Linked DNA regions of Homo sapiens: region 1 is linked to region 2. Evidence: read pairs that join two places in POLR2A ChIA-PET (ENCODE). Cell type or tissue: Panc1. All regions are shown on one strand. Each heading gives the region's core, and the rest is flanking DNA. Links, peaks and the distances in the headings are about the cores only.

Region 1 (5,158 bases), core at 540-4,539, 100 kb after region 2:
CTGAACATGTAGGGGCACCTGGGGCAGGGGGGCATGGAAGCTCTGCGTCCCTTCCCCATGCCTCGCCCTATGCATCTCTTCATCTGGCTCTTTATTTGCATCCTGTAAATTGAGCTTTGTAATAAACTGACAGTAGTAAGTAAAGTGTTTCCCTGAGTTCTGTGAGCCGCTCCAGCAGATTAATTGAACCCAAGGTGGGAGTGGTGGGAACCCCCTTGATCTGACTCCAGGTAGACAGTGTCATGACTGTAGGACACTCAGCTGGTGTCTGCTGCACAGCTGCTTGGTGGGTGGGGCAATCCTCCCTTCCCATGCTGTGGTCACAAAACTGTTCTGTGTTGTGCTGAGTGTGGGAACAGCAAAAACAGTTCGGTCTTCCCTGTCTCTCCCACTCAGCCATGGGCGGGCAGGGTGGGACCTTGCACCCCTCTCCTCACCTGGTCCTTGGTAGGCCTGGGGGTGGCCGAAGGCAGTGTCCCAGTTGTTGGGAGTGTTTGTGTTTCTTTGGGCTCCAGCCCCCTCTGGCTGGGCCCCCCAGCCTTCTGAGCTTTCCCAGTTCCCAGATTTGGAGGCACTCCAGGCTGACCAGGGGTCATTGCCACTGCCAACCTATTGAGAGGGGTAAAAAGAAGGAGAATTTTTGTGACTTTTGGAAACCATGACTCAATTCAATAATGAACTGACACAATTGAATACAACAGGAGTACTAAAAACAATTAATAGAAATGTATTCAAAACAATTTTACATACATAATATTTTAATTTCCAAACATGTAGGAAAGCACAAAAGGTAGCATCAATCTAATTTTACTGATGTGAACACATTTTACCGTATTTGCTTAGGAACTTTGAAAACAGCAACAAAGAAACTATTAGATGCAGCTACAGCCCTCTCTTTCTTTCTCTCCAGAAGTAACCACTACTTTTCTGAACCTGTATCCATTCCTATGTGTGTTTTCATACTTCAGCTGCACATGTACACATTCACAAACAACTGCTTTATATTTTTAAAATTGACCTAAAGGATGTCATACTGTATGTATCTCTTTGCAAGTTTTCTTTTTCCCACTCAACATGAGGACCTATTTCTAACTGCTTTATAGCGATCTGTTGTATTTTTAAGTAGGCTTTTTAATTTGAAATGGAATACATGTATAATAAAAAAAATTCAAACAATAAAAGTATATGCAATTTGAGAAATACGCCTAACATCCTGAGATGCTAGTCATTCTAAGGAACTACTACTGTCAAAAGACACAAAATTACAACAAATTCAGTTACAGATCGACTTGGCCTTTACTTGAGATTCATGAATCTGGGCAGCCTCCTTCCTACAATCTAGAACGAGCACTCCCACTGGGCATTAACAGAACACTTGGTTTTTAAGGATGGGTTAATAAGGAAATAGAACAACAGAAAAAAAGTTGATGGTTAACATCAGTTTACTTCAGGTTACTTTTTCGTAAGGGTTAAAGCAGAGGGGACTCCTTATTATGCTAACTCAGGTAGACTGGGATCTCCTGTTCTCGAGAAAAAATCAGTTTGTTTTGGGACCTATCTGCTTCCTTCAAGTTTCAGTTTGACTATGGAGCATCTAGCACAAGGAACTCCATTCTGGTTTGGCCTGGTCTGCTGGGGCCTAGTGCAGGAACTCTGAAACAATGGCCTACTATAATTTTTGTTTCATGCTACTAACAAATTCCTTGTATATACTTACTCAAACATCCCATGGACAGAGATAGATCCTTTTTGTTTTTAAACACTAAGTTGGCCTAAATTGTATTATTTTTGCTCGGTACTTTTTTTTTTTCTCTTAACAGCATAAAACATTCTGCAAGGTACATCAGCACATATGGACACAATATTCTTTCACATTGTCTCCATAAAATTCCATTGTATATATTTCCTACAACTTGACCAGTATATGCTGATGTTCATTTATCTTGTTTTCAGTCTTTGGGTACTATAATACCATGTGATCGGACAGACCAAAACAGACACTGCTTTATCAACTAAGATGGATCCTAAGGTTAAGGGAATAGAGCAACTTTTTAAATTACTAGGGCTCTAAACTCACTAAGAACAGGACCTATCAGACCCCTCCTAACTCTGATTTACAACCCAGACCAAGACAACTCTGACTGGGCAGAGGACTGGCCTTAGAAACATTTTCTTCTGACAAGCAACTGCAGGCCTTAAAGCCAGTTTCAGCAGCTCGCTGAGGCTGTGCACAAACTGTGTCCCACAGTTCACCTTTTCACATAAAGAGCCCAATTCCACCTCATTTTAATGCTAAAATCTCACCTCAAAGTCAACAAGGATGGATGTTACATATGTTTACCTACTGCACATGCTCTTGACTCCTCTCATACATACGTATCGCTTTGCCCCCAAACTCCTAAATATATGTGACTCTAGTGTGATACAGGCCCTGTGAGGCATAAAACCCAATGTGTCCCTTCATCTTCAGCACACACCAGAGAAGGTCTCTTCCCAGTCTGTAAAATGTTACTGCCTATAAACCTCTCCTTTCTATTAATCAGCCATCCTGGTGGTTCTTTAGATGAAAACTGCAATCCAAAAGGTCTCTGAAATTTCCAGAAGAAAAAATGCTAGGCTTAAGGAGACTGTGTATTTAGAACCGATGGATTTTGTCAAATTGCTTTTGAAAGAGAATGCAATAACATTCCCACATTCTGACAACTGTCACGCTGAGGGGTTTTGTCTTACATAGAAAGGGACTTTCATACTTCTTTTTAAAAAGTATTTCTCTCCCATAATTCCTTTGAGTAATTTAATAGTTTAATTATTAATCTTACAAATAAACTTTTGGAATGGGAAATAGATGGCACCCAATCTCAAAGAATATTCCAGTAGAGAGTACACTTAGCACCTATTAGCCCTGCCCCCACCATCCCACCCTTGAGGCAAATACAGTTTTTTGTTAGCTTTTTTTTTTTTTTTTTTTTTAACATTTAAATCTTGTATCTGTCTGGAACTGAGTTAAGTAAAACAAATAATATAGGGGCCGGGCACAGTGGCTCATGCCTATAATCCTACCACTTTCGGAGGCCGAGGCGGGAGGATCACCTGAGGTCAGGAGTTTGAGATCAGCCTGGCCAACACGGTGAAACCCCATCTCTACTAAAAATACAAAAATTAGTCAGGTGTAGTGGTGGGCGCCTGTAATCCCAGCTACTTGGGAGGCTGAGGCAGGAGAATTGCTTGAATCCAGGAGGCGGAGATTGCAATGAGCTGAGATCACGCCACTGCACTCCAGACTGGGCGACACAGAGAGACTCTGTCTCAAAAAAAAAAAAAAAAAAAAAGAAAAGAAAAGCGAAAAGAAAAAGAAATGATACAGGGATCCAGCTGAACATCTTGTCCTCAGTCGGTCACCCTAATACCATTTCATGAACAATCCATCTTTCCCCCATGATTTGAAATGCCGCCTTCATCACATATCAGATTTGGGTCTATAGCTGGACTCTCTTGTTTCTTAGTGATCTATTTGTACTAGTACCACACTTTCATAGAAAAACCATCAATACTTTAGCATAACATCTCTTAGCTGTTTATTTTTATGTATAAACTTTAGCATCAGCTTAATATTTAAACTAAAACAATCTGAACTTTCACATTAGAATGTTGAGTTAAAATACTGATTTTCATTTGAATCACTGTTTACTGAATTCATAGAAAATTGATTAAAATTATTCATGCCTTTCACTCCACAATATTTCAGTACTGAATCTATTTCATAACATGAAATAGCAAGTCTTCCCCTTTATTTGAGTCTTATACACACACACACACACACACACACAAATGGTGCTAGTTAAAAAAAGAAAAAAATATAATTGCAAGAAAATTACCCACCCTGTCTAATATAGCCCCTAATGTTGTAGGACAGACACCCTAGTGGCTGGTCTGTTTTGACTCTTCACCAACCGACACATGGGGCAGACAGCTGGCTGTCACGTGCCAGGTGCATCAAAAACAGACTACATGCTTTTGATGTGCAAGTATGATGTCATTCTACTGCCCTATATACCTCTAAGGAAAAAACTGAAGTTACTTGTTATTTTACTCTATGTCAAATACTAACAGGAGAAAGATGTTTCATCCACAAGACTGTGACTTCTCAAACACACAGCTTTACAAGGTGACATTCGGCTTCGGGATGGACTCTCAGATGACCCCAGTGGACGCTGGAAATGAAGGCAATCATGCTGAGGGCCTGGCAGTCACACTTCAGCTAAGAGAAACCCTTCCTTCTACAGTTTTCTTTAAGGAAATGTAGTTTTATTCTCCTATTTAGCAATATATTCCGTGTCCTCCAAACTCTAAGTTACAAGTTTTTTCAAATAAGAACTTGAAAAAGTACCAAAGTTTGGGACACTAGGGACAGACTATCATTGGTACAGCAGCCTCAGCCTGGTTTCCATCAAGGACCGGCTGTGAAATGGAGGGGCTCGGAGGGCCACAGTCAAGAGCCTAGTGAGTTGGAATTCCGTTAACAGCTCTACCTCTCTTCCGCTGTGTAACCTCGGGCTAGAGTTCAGAAGTGAGTGGTCTGGATTCAGAAGACTGCCAGAAGCTAAGTGAGGTACATCACAAAGGAACACAGGACTGTGAGCTAGAACAGGAGAGTGAATGTTCGCTGGGGCCTTCCAGAAGACAGTTCAGTCTTAGCAAACTGGCCAGGAAGGATTTTCATCAAGATGGAGGAAAAACCTGGAGGTGAACTATTCATAGCAAGTGTCCTCAAAAAATTAAAATCCATTTAATTAGGGCAAAAACAAATAATTGTTCTTTGAAAATCACTTGGTCAATAATTTGTAGGTGTGTAGTAACTGTCATACTAGTTGGTTATGTATGTGATCTTAGCTCTCCACCTAAGTTATGAAATCTTTGTGGTTATGTTTGTTTCTATCTCTTTGGTTTTGTTTTTTTTTTTCCTGGAACGCTCTCTTTATCTTGTTTCAACCCAACTCCTGCTGATAACACATTTCTCAAAACCCTACCAACTGGAGATCTTTCCTGCAGCTTCCGTCACGGCCCTCGGACTCAGTCCCTCAGCAGATGGCCTTTTACTGCCCTGGCAGGTCCCTTCCCCTCTTAACTGTAACCAATCACTGGCTTTCTCTCTGAACCC
Region 2 (5,158 bases), core at 370-4,369:
TAGTCTGTTCTCGCACTGCTATAAAGAAATGCCTGAGACTGGGTAATTTATAAAGAAAAGAGATTTAATTGGCTCATGGATCTGTAGGCTATACGGGAAGCATGGCAGCATCTGCTTCTTGGGAGGCCTCGGGGAGCTTTTACTCATGGTGGAAGGCAAAGTGGGAATAGGCAACTTACATGGCAGGAGCAGGACCAAGAGGGTGGGGTGGGTGCCACACACTTTTAAACAATCAGATCTTGTGGCAACTCACTGTTTCAATGATAACCCCAGGGGGGATGGTGCTGACCATTCATGAGAAACCACCACCATGGCCCAATCACCTCCCACTGGGCCCCATCTCCAGCACTGGGGATCACATTTCAACATGACTTCGGGTGGGGACATAGATCCAAACCATATCACCTGGGGGAGGGAGTGCATGCAGGTGGGTGTGAAGATTCTGAGCAGGAACAAGTCAGGCTGCTGAATGCAGTGAGCCCAGGAAATGGTGGGAGATGAGGGTGGAGAAAGAGGCAGGGGCAGAGGATCAGGGCTGTGTGAGCTTCAAGCAGATCCCTATACGGGGAGCAGGGGAAGAGCCAGGAGACTAGTTCAAAGGCTGCCAAGCAGACCAGGAAAGCACATGGGGCAGTGGCTGCACTCTCGATGTAGCAGCGATGACCGGGGGACTCGGTGGGATTCACCATCTGTTTTGGGGTGGGATTCACTACTGGCTGGTAGGTTGGATGAGGCTGAGGAAGGAAGGGGCGTCAGAATGACTCACAGGCTTTTATTACCAGCAGTTGCCTGGATGGTGCTGCCATTAACCAAAATGGGAGAATGAAGGTAAGAATAAGTTTGGATGTAGGGGGAGTCCAGCGATACTGTAAAATCAGCCTGTTACATTTTAGACCAGGCTCTTGTTGGAATTTAATTGGATTTACTCATCGATACTTGCACTTCCAGATTAACTGGAGAGGAACTGCCATCTCTATAGTGTTGATGTTCCCACTCCAAGAACATAGTATGCCTTTCCACAGATGTGGGCTTCAGTCAAGTTCTATAGCTTTCTTCTTTTAGGCCTTATACACTTTGTTTATTCCCAGAAACTGTGGGGGAGTGGCATCTGCTTTTCCCATTACAGACTCTAATTGATTAATGATGGCATTATGGGAAGGCTATTGATTTTTATCTGTCGATGTTGAAAAGCGGCCAATTTATAACTCCCTGTCTAGTGAACCACCAAGCAGCTTGTCACCCGGCTCACGGAGGTGTCAACATTTTCCCACTCTTATTTCACCAACTCCCCGTCCCCGCTGTGTGTGTGTGTGCATGCATGTGTCCGTCTGTCTCCTGGCGCATGCCAAACAGATCCCAGACATGGGATCACTTCACTCGCAGATGCTCATTTCAGGCACAGATGGGCATTTCCCGCACAGATGCTTCAGGATCTAGCTCTCGGCTTTCCTGAGTGTATGATCCTATCCTCCGCACTCAAAATACCTTAGGAGTGTTCAGAAGAGAAGGCAGGCACAAGACAGAGAGCTGCCCTAGGAGGGCCCAGCAGAGTGGATGTGATGGAACTGGAGTTTCAAGGTGCTCCTTTGAAGCTCACACACTGTTTGTTTTTTTTAATAGGAGCACCCCTCAAGTCTTTGTTCCAGGTGTATATTCTCTTTTAAGCCAAAATTCTGAGACGCTCTCAGCAACTTAATTTTCCTGACAGTAAACTGAGCCTGAAATCTAAAAGGAGAAGATGTTGCCCAAGACAGACACACTCAAAGGCCCTAGAAGTCTGGGGCTATTCATACGCAGTCATATTTCATCATATTTTCTCATTGCCTGTATATAGTCTGAACATAACTTGCTTTATGTTTTAAGGGTGAGCTCCAAATACCACTTCTGCAGTTGGCTGAATCACTACTGCTCAGGCTGGGAAAAGGCCTTTGCCAGTTTTAGCAGGATGGGCAGTCTGGGGCCCATATAGCTTCTTCTGTGAATTAGAAGGAAGTGCCCCCATGCCGTAGATTCAGACACACAGAGCCACAGCCTGGAAAGCAAGGTGGTGCAGGGCAATGGAGGGGCGCTCCTGGCCAGGAACCCCCTGGGACTCCCTGGGGTCTTCAGAATTGCCAATATTTTCAACATCCTCATGGAAATCATCTCTCATCTATCTTCCCCTGTCAAAAAGAGCCCAAATCTATTGCTTCTGGTTAAAATCAGTGTATACCACCAGACAGAATCCCTCAGGCCTCACCCAAAAATGCCATTTATGTGGTCTGCCTGGAGGGCGTGGCAGATGCCCTTTGAAATGAAAACACAAGCTTCTGTCTGTCCACTCTGGAGACATGAGATGCCATCATGGAATTCCATTCCTGCAGCTCGCTGCTGGCCCTCCCATTTTCCACCCAGCTGTGGTTCTGAGCTCGCCACCCACCGCCAGGTGGTCCAGGTGAAAAGAGAGGTAGATCCCCCACCCAGAAGGGCCTTGTTACAAGGGCCTGGCTCAGGCCTGGGCAGCTCCAGCCTTAGTTTTCAAAGATTCCTTTCTTTATTCACATCATTTAAATAAAAACAAACAACCTCCATTGTTGAAACAGACTGTGACAGCCAGTGTCACTGTTCTGCCCTGGAGCACGTGGACTGTCACTGCCAATGACAGCCTTCTAATCACTCATCTCTGCCCAGCTGGCTCCACCTGACCTCAGCTTTGCTGAATCAGCAGGAGCTGCAGAGAACGGTCACCTCCTCTTAAAGAGAATGTTTCCAATAGACAATATTTATCAGTCATTGATAAGATTCATGGTAAAGCGGGGTTCATGCAACATATAAAACAGACAGTTTAAACAGACAGATAAAAAAGACCACACACTGGCTGGGTGTGGTGGCTCACACCTGTAATGTAATCCCAGCACTTTTGAAGTCCGAGGCAGGTGGATCAAGAGGTCAGGAGATCGAGACCATCCTGACTAACATGGTGAAACCCCGTCTCTACTAAAAAATACAAAAAATTAGCCAGGGGTGGTGGCGGGCGCCTGTAGTCCCAGCTACTCGGGAGGCTGAGGCAGGAGAATGGTGTGAACCAGGGAGGCGGAGCTTGCAGTGAGCCGAGGTAGCTGCACTGCCCTCTAGCCTGGGAGACAGAGCGAGACTCCGTCCCAAAAAAAAAAAAAAAAAAAAAAAAAAAAAAAAAAACCCACACATTTCCAGACACACAAACTCCCGCCTCCCTAGCCAAATGACAGTCCAGGTTACTTAAAAAAAAAAAAAAAAAAAAAAAAAGCTATGCAAGAATGAAAGTTATGTTTTTAAGAATGCCATGGCCCTCAAACTATGAAGCTACTACAGTAAAACATTGGGAAAGACCTCCAGGACATTGACCTGGGCAAAAATGTATTGAGCAATACCCCACAAGCACAGGCAACCAAAGCAAAAATGAACAAAAGAGATCATATTAAGTTAAAAAGCTTTTGCACAGCAAAGGAAACAATCAACAAAGTGAAGAGACAGCCCACAGAATGGGAGGAAATATTTGCAAACTACTCATCTGACAAGGGACTAATAACCAGAATATATAAGGAGCTCAAACAATTCTACAGGAAAAAAATCTAATAATCCGATCCAAAAAATGAGCAAAAGATTTGAATGTACATTTCTCAAAAGAAGAAATACAAATGGTAAACAGGCATATGAAAAGGTGCCCAACATCACTGATCGTCAGAAAAAGGCAAATCAAAACTACACTGAGAGATCATCTTACCCCAATTACAATGGCTTACATCCAAAAGTCAGGCAATAACAAATGCTGGCAAGGATGTGGAGAAAAGGAAACCCTTGTACACAGTTGGTGGGAATGTAAATTAGTACAACCACTATATATGTTATATACTATATATACGTTATGTAGTATACATATGTTATATATGTTATGTACTATATGTACTATATGCGTACAACCACTATGGAGAACAGTTTGGAGGTTCCTCAAAAAACTAAAAGTAGAGCTATCATATGATCCAGCAATCCCACTGCTGGGTATCTACCCAAAAGAAAGGAAATCAGTATATCAAACAGATGTCTGCACTCCCATGTTAGTTGCAGCACTGTTCACAATAGCCAAGATTTGGAAGCAACTTCAGTGTCCACCAACAGATGAATGGATAAAGAAAATGTGGTACATATACACAGTGGAGTACTATTTATCCATAAAAAAGAATGAGATCCTGTTATCTGCAACAACATGGATGGAACTGGAGGTCATTATGTTAAGTGAAACAAGCCAGCCAGCCGAGTGCAGTTGCTCACACCTGCTCACACCTGTAATCCCAGCACTTTGGGAGGCCGAGGCGGGTGGATCACCAGAGGTCAGGAGTTCGAGACCAGCCTGGACAACATGGTGAAACCCTGTCTCTACTAAAAATACAAAAATTAGCTGGGTGTGGTGGTGGGTGCCTGTAATCCCAGCTACTTGGGAGGTTGAACCCAGAAGGCGGAGGTTGCAGTGAGCCGAGATCGCACCACTGCACTATAGCCTGTGTGACAGAGCAAGACTCTGTCTCAAAAAAAAGGAAAAAAAAAAAAAAAAAAAAAAGAAACAAGCCAGGCACAGAAAGACAAACATTGCATATTCTCACTTATTTGTGGGATCTAAAAATCAAAATTGAATTCATGGACATAGAGAATAGAAGGATGGTTACCAGAGGCTAGGAAGGGTAGCGGCGGGGGTCTAGGGAGGAGGTGGGGATGGTTAATGAGTAAAACAAATAAAAATAAAAGGAATGAATAAGAACTGGTACTTGATAGCACAACATGGTGACTATATAATTTAACTGTACATTTTAAAATAACTAAAAGAGTATAATTGGTTTGTAACACAAAAGATAAATGTGTGAGGGGATGGATGCCCCATTTTCCATGATGTGGTTATTACATATTACATGCCTGTATCAAAATATCTCATGTATCCCATAAATATATATACCTACTATGTACCCACAAAAAAATAAAAATTTTAAAAAGTCATGGCTTTTAACAAGAATCTGCTAAACCAGCCATGGAATCAGCACAGTCCATATTTTAATCAATCCCTTGGCATTCCCAAAGTAAGCTTCAATTGCTTTTTATAAGTTTTTGCTGGTTGTAGGAAAGGGTAGACTCAAGGAGAGATAATCTCATG

The links. Peaks named below come from ENCODE experiments on the same cell type or tissue, not always from the same donor. Only the 100,000 strongest peaks of a DNase experiment are listed, where the experiment ranks them.
Region 1: POLR2A ChIA-PET joins it to region 2 with 5 read pairs; 2 of 35 experiments call an interaction of 5 or more read pairs at or near these places.

Annotation. Positions count from the first base shown.
Region 1 is chr6:157,892,278-157,897,435 of GRCh38, reverse strand. SNX9 (sorting nexin 9) reads right to left here. Exons shown (of 18, transcript NM_016224.5): 5 at 438-609. SNX9-AS1 (SNX9 antisense RNA 1) reads left to right here and starts at 4,554. Exons shown (of 2, transcript NR_183542.1): 1 at 4,554-4,743. In Panc1, for the core only: no CTCF peak of the experiment used is centred there; no DNase peak of the experiment used is centred there.
Region 2 is chr6:157,991,817-157,996,974 of GRCh38, reverse strand. The region is part of intron 1 of SYNJ2 (synaptojanin 2); the gene reads right to left. Among named protein-coding and RNA genes, the nearest start is that of SYNJ2-IT1, 6.7 kb to the left of the region's middle. In Panc1, for the core only: no CTCF peak of the experiment used is centred there; no DNase peak of the experiment used is centred there; H3K27ac peaks cover 1,401 bases.